Linked DNA regions of Homo sapiens: region 2 is linked to region 1. A link is an interaction called in ENCODE POLR2A ChIA-PET data of the cell type or tissue named here. Cell type or tissue: PC-9. All regions are shown on one strand. Links, peaks and the distances in the headings refer to the core of each region. The heading gives the core; the rest is flanking DNA. Region 1 overlaps LOC107984671 (a long non-coding RNA gene). Region 2 overlaps HNRNPC (heterogeneous nuclear ribonucleoprotein C).

Region 1 (2,922 bases), core at 180-2,679:
GCAAGCTGCATTGTTGCAGCAACTGGCTCAGAATTTCTCTCTCATCCCTGAAGAATTCCTACAAGAGGTGGGTACTGATTCCCATCCTGGGCAGATGGGAAACCAGATAGTGCTAAGTCTGCAGTCCCAGGACCAGTCAAAGTATATGAGGGAACCACACTGCTGAGTCTTAAACAATACCACCTGAGAGAAGAGGTATGAGGAAGTATTCAGTTTTTGTTGTCTGATTTCCTCCAGTCTTTGTACTCAACAGACCTTGCTGGTCCTCGCGTAAGAAATCTTATCTGGACTTCTCTTAACTGACTAAAGCAGAGCATTGTGAAAATACAGCCACCATTATCTCTCTCCAAGGGAATCCTCGTGTAACCACGATAGGTGTGTGGCCTGATGCCTACATTCATCTTCTCATCTGTGTCTCAAGGAGTATGGGGTTAGGGTTTTGGGTTTTTTTTTAGTTTTTGTTATGTTTGTTTTGTTTTGTTTTTGAGAGACAGGGTCTCACTCAGTCACCCAGGCTGGTGCTATCATAGCTCAGTCCAGCCTTAAACTTCTAAGCTCAAGCAATCTTCCTGCCTCCGTTTCCCAAGTAGCTGAGGTTACAGGCACGTGCTACCACTACTGGCCTTAAAAATTTTTCTTTTTTTTTTTTGGTAGAGTCAGGTTATCATTATGTTGACCAGGCTGGTTTTCAACTCCTGGCCTCAAGTGATCCTCCCACCTCAGCCTCCTAAGTAGCTGGGACTACAGGCATGTGCCACCACACCCAACTAATTGTTTTAATTTTCTGTAGAGATAGGGTTTCTCCCTGTGTTGCCCAGGCTGGTCTCAAACTCGTGAGCTCAAGTGATCCTCCCACTTTGACCTTCTCAAGTGTTGGGATTACAGGTGTGAGCCACTATGCCCAGCCCCTACATTTCAATATGGGTGAGTGAAAATAGAGATGTAATTTTCTGCACTGCACTACTGCATTGATCCTATGAATTCCATCCATGGAGCCCTTGGAAGTCCGTGGATCACAGATTAAGACACCTATAGACGTTGTCATCCCCTGAATGAGGAACCTAAGTCACTTTTATGGTTTTGTGAAACAGTAGTTCACAAACATTTAAGAATTGAATAGTGGCTAACAAAAGAAATATTGGCTTGGTGCGGTGGCTCACGCTTTTAATCCCAGCACTTTGAGAGGCCAAGGCGGGTGGATCACCTGAGGTCAGGAGTTTGAGATCAGTCTGGCCAACATGGCAAAACCCTGTTTCTACTAAAAATACAAAAATTACCCGGATGTGTTGGTGCGCACCTGTACTCCCAGCTACGCAGAAGGCTGAGGCAAGAGAATCACTTGAACCCAGGAGGCAGAGGTTCCAGTGAGCTGAGATCATGCCTGGACGACAAGAGTGAAACTCCATTCCAAAAATAATAATAATAATAATAAAAGGACATATCAAGGAATTAACAGAAAATAATTAAAATCAAAGACAATAAAGGATGAACATAATTTTCAAGTGATTTAAAATTTATATTTAAAGGGGAATACCTCCTTAAAAACCGAAATCAAAAGTCACTGCCCAAGGAGCTTCTGTTACACAAGCTGGTAGACAACCCTAGGAAGTAGACCCATTACGTAGTTTCCAGAAATACTGGTTGGGTTACCTTCCTGGGCTGCATTCATAGTGGCTAATTTCTGTAAATATAACAATATGCTTTTCCCCAGTTTAGTTTAGATGGCCTCCTAATTGGGTTTATATCCAAAAAGCTTTAGGACTTTGGGCTTAGCTCATAGGAGAGTTCATGGATGTATGCTTGGAGTCCATGATTTTTTTTCCATATTAAAAGTGGAATATCAAGTATTTGAGAAACACTGGCTCATACATTGGCTCAGGTGGCTTCTCTCTCCCACCTCTCTACATTCATTGAGTCACTACTTGAATTTGTCTTCAATAGACAATGCACATTTGTTGGAAAGAGCTCTGGATGTGTGGGCACATGACAAAAAACTGATTTTCCCTCAGAATCGCCTCTCAAATCATCCAAATTCAGAGGCCCAGAATTGTTCCTGTTTTGCTCTCCCCTGTCCCCCAAAGACCTAGAGAGTAGAAGGATGCACAGAACCTGCTCTAAGACTATCTCCCGTCCATCCAGTCTATCAGCACATGATTTTCTATTACTCAAGGACTGCTTCACAGGAGTGGGGGTTTGAAGATAAGTTCTGGATATAAACTGAACCTTCTGTCATTCCAACAATAAGGTGGCCCAGTGAGAAAATCAACTAAGGTGGTTTGGCTAGGAGCAGCCTTTGGAAGTGTTGTTAGAAAAGATTTGCAAGAGTCTTACTTTATTCATAAATCGTAACTTTGACTAGTGTTGATGAACCAGTATTGGTCACATTTGCCAATTTGTGGGGAGTTGGCATGGAAAATATGGTGGAAAATTCCGGCTGTGATGTTAAAGGTAACCATTGAACACTTGCACAAACTCAGTTGAAGAAGTTGTGGTCTTGTCAGTTTGAGCTGAGTTCAGGACTGAATCTTGAGGTCCTGAAAAACAACTTAGCCAGCACCTTGTGACCTATACTTCACAGTCAGATGTTACGTATAGTAGCATTGTAGAAACTATGGCCAGGCTATGTGACATTTTAATAGTAAGCAGTACAGTGTCACCAAACAGCTAAAGGTTATAATTAAAAAACTGAGTAGAGAAATTTCAGATACTGGCTACCTAATCATTCATAGCTATTTGGCCACTGTGTTCACTAGATATTCTTTCACCTCTCAATGAAGGTCTCACAATTCACAACATTAAAAGTGATTTTCTGGCCTGACCAAGTGGCTCATGCCTGTAATCCCAGCACTTTTAGAGGCTGATGTGTTGAGGCTTAGCTAGGCTCAGGAGTTCAAGACCAACCTGGCCAACATGGTGAAACCC
Region 2 (2,922 bases), core at 201-2,700, 490 kb after region 1:
AAAAACATTTTGATGATGCATTAATGATGCTCAACCACACCATTTTATTATGGCATTCAAGGCCCTTTACAATCTGGATTTGAATTCCTTTTCGGGCCTTACTCTTCTGGCCTTCTAATGACTACGTACCATATTCTGTGAGGTTATTTCTCAAACAGAAAGTCTATACTTTCATGTCTGACACTTTCAGTGTATACTTTATGGTATTTAACGGCTGACTTGATTCCTTTACAACTCCCATGCATGACTGATTAACTCAGTTCAAATGTTAAGCATTCCCCAATCAGTAATTTTTATTCCAAAATCAGACTGAATTGTTATATACAGTAATAACATTAAAATACTAATGACTGGAATACTGGCATTATAAGACAAATAGTATATAAAGTAATATGCTTTATATATTGCATGTTTAAAGTCTATTGCATACAATAGTTTGCTCCATATACTTACATATACTGCATGAGTTTGAACGCGACAAGCCAAATAAGTCTTAACATTTCCTTCATGTTAACTGAGACTGATGTTATCAGAATGTCAATGTGGTAACACTCTTAAGCACATCATCCTATTTCCTGTTAAGCATTTGCTATCAACAGTTCTAAATCTGTTACCCAAAGCCACCCATAACCCAGTCCCTAGTCACCACACTCAGCGAATTTTTTTGTATTTTTAGTAGAAACGGGTTTCACCACGTTAGCCAGGGATTATGAAATAATGCATTAAAATCAGTATCACCCTACCTAATAATCTACTTAATGATTTAGAAAAAGGTGTTTTTTTGTTTTGGAGTTAGGGGAGTATGTTTGAAAACATCTTTGATGTTCATCACCACAAACCAGAAGAACGAAATGGTTCTCACTAAATAGCTGTTTAGCAGAAATACAAAACATTTTAACATACCTATCATAATAGTCCCGTTGAAAGTCATAGTCCAAGTCAAAAGAGGAGCTGAAAAATAAATACCGAAAAGGGTTAATTTGGAAATGTTTCTACTAATTCACAATGTCAGGTGAGGGGAGAACCATGCCAAATAAACCACAACAAATAGATCAACAAGATTAGCACTGAATGATCCCCAATCATTCATACAATAAATCACTCAATTCCAATCACCTTAGACCACTGGAAATGTAGCGGTCAAATTGGAAATTCAGGTTAAAATTCGCTAAGATTTCCACATACGACATAGCTAAACTAAACACTGAAAAACAGAATGGTAAACTAAGCATTCTTATACCACACTTCTACCCTCTCTTACTCTCTAGTGTCTTAGAAGCTCAACGATCCTGTATAAGTATTTCAGGTTATGCTATAAATATCAAACTACTCTTTAATATCAATAGCAAAAACCTCAGGGATTTTTAATTCTCTAGAAATTTTCTCTAGGGCAAAAAAGAGACATATTAACACAAAAATAATAAAACCTTATTTATACACAGATAAAACACAGTACACTTAAACCTCCCCACACCCAGAAAACAGAAAGAGAAGATGCCCACTGATGGACACAATGCAGTTATAAATAATAAAGTTCCGGACCTGAGTAGAGGGGACGGAGAAGGGTGTTCTGTTACTGACCCGTACATCTCCGCTGCAGATCGTTTCACACCTGCTTTTCCTCGGTTCACTTTTGGCTCTGCAGCCAGGTTAATATCTGAAAAACAAAAGTAAAAATGTTAATGACAACTTTGTATCCGGGTAAAACAAACTACAAAGTTTATTTTTTTTATTTTTGAGACATAGTTTCGCTTTCTCGCTCAGGCTGGAGTGCAGTGGTGTCACCTTGGCTCACTGAAACCTCTACCTCCCGGTTCAAGCGATTCTCCTGCCTCAGCCTCGAGAGTAACTGTCACTACAGGCGGGCACCACCATGCCCAGCTAATACAAACTACGAAGTTTAGAAAATCACACAGACACATAAATTAGAAAATGTGGAACAAAACAACTCATCTTTCCTTAAGACACTGTCTCACTGTCATACAAGCTGGAGTGCAGTGATGCAATAATGGCTCAATACAGCCTAGACCTCCGAAGCTCAGGTGATCCTCCCACCCAAGTAGCAGGGACCACCACGCCTGGTTAATTTTTCTATTTTTCGTAGGGACGAACTCTTGGGGTCACGTGATCTGCCTTGACCTCCCAAAGTGCTGGAATCACAGGTGTGAGCTATCAAGCTCAGCTTCATCTCTCCTTTTAATATTAAAAAGGCTCACAAATTTTTACAAGGCTAAGGCTTCATCTTCCGTTTCTTTGTAGTCTGTTCTTTACCATTCAAGTGTTCCTGAGACTAACATTAAGTCTGTCTTTGGTACTCTCCACCCTCAGATACCACTTCAACTCAACTCTCCCCATTCAAGGTACTGACTGTTCACTCAGTTACTATTACAAGAGAAAACTATCACTGGTTGCCTTTCCAAGAATGGTTCAGCTCATTCCGAATTATTACAAATATATTAGAATGAAATATATTAAAATATATGCCAATTCACAAATTAACATAGTGAAGTGTGACAACCTCAAATCATCCTCAAAGGCAACTTCAGATTTTCTTTATAAGTAAGGATTAGCTGTTCTACACGTAAAATATCCTGGGTTAACGACTGCTTTCTGAATAATTGATCAATTGCTTAAACAACCTTTACACACACCAAAAAAAATAAAAGAGCAAAGGGAAACAACCCTGGTTTTCAAATACAATTTGTAACACGTATGCCCAGCTACCTACCCTGCCACCCACTGCCTACCAAACAAGAATTTATCTTCTCCTTGTTCTAAAAAGCCCATGTCAAAAAGCCAAAAACTCTCTAAAATTCAGTTTACCTTCCCAGTCATGCTACAGCACTCGAGTCAACAGTAACTCCATTTTCATATATACTGCTTTTATTAAAATGAGCTTCATTTTAATATACAAATGCCCCA

The links. ChIA-PET counts read pairs that join two places held together with the same protein. Peaks named below come from ENCODE experiments on the same cell type or tissue, not always from the same donor. Only the 100,000 strongest peaks of a DNase experiment are listed, where the experiment ranks them.
Region 2: POLR2A ChIA-PET joins it to region 1 with 10 read pairs; 1 of 35 experiments calls an interaction of 5 or more read pairs at or near these places.

Annotation. Positions count from the first base shown.
Region 1 is chr14:20,742,128-20,745,049 of GRCh38, forward strand. All of the region lies in intron 2 of LOC107984671 (a long non-coding RNA gene), which reads right to left. It also overlaps a transcript of EDDM3A not described here. Among named protein-coding and RNA genes, the nearest start is that of EDDM3A, 2.3 kb to the right of the region's middle. In PC-9, for the core only: no CTCF peak of the experiment used is centred there; a DNase peak (open chromatin) is centred at 1,634.
Region 2 is chr14:21,229,416-21,232,337 of GRCh38, forward strand. HNRNPC (heterogeneous nuclear ribonucleoprotein C) reads right to left here. Exons shown (of 9, transcript NM_004500.4): 4 at 1,582-1,657; 5 at 904-951. Among named protein-coding and RNA genes, the nearest start is that of LINC00641, 24 kb to the left of the region's middle. In PC-9, for the core only: no CTCF peak of the experiment used is centred there; no DNase peak of the experiment used is centred there; H3K27ac peaks cover 544 bases.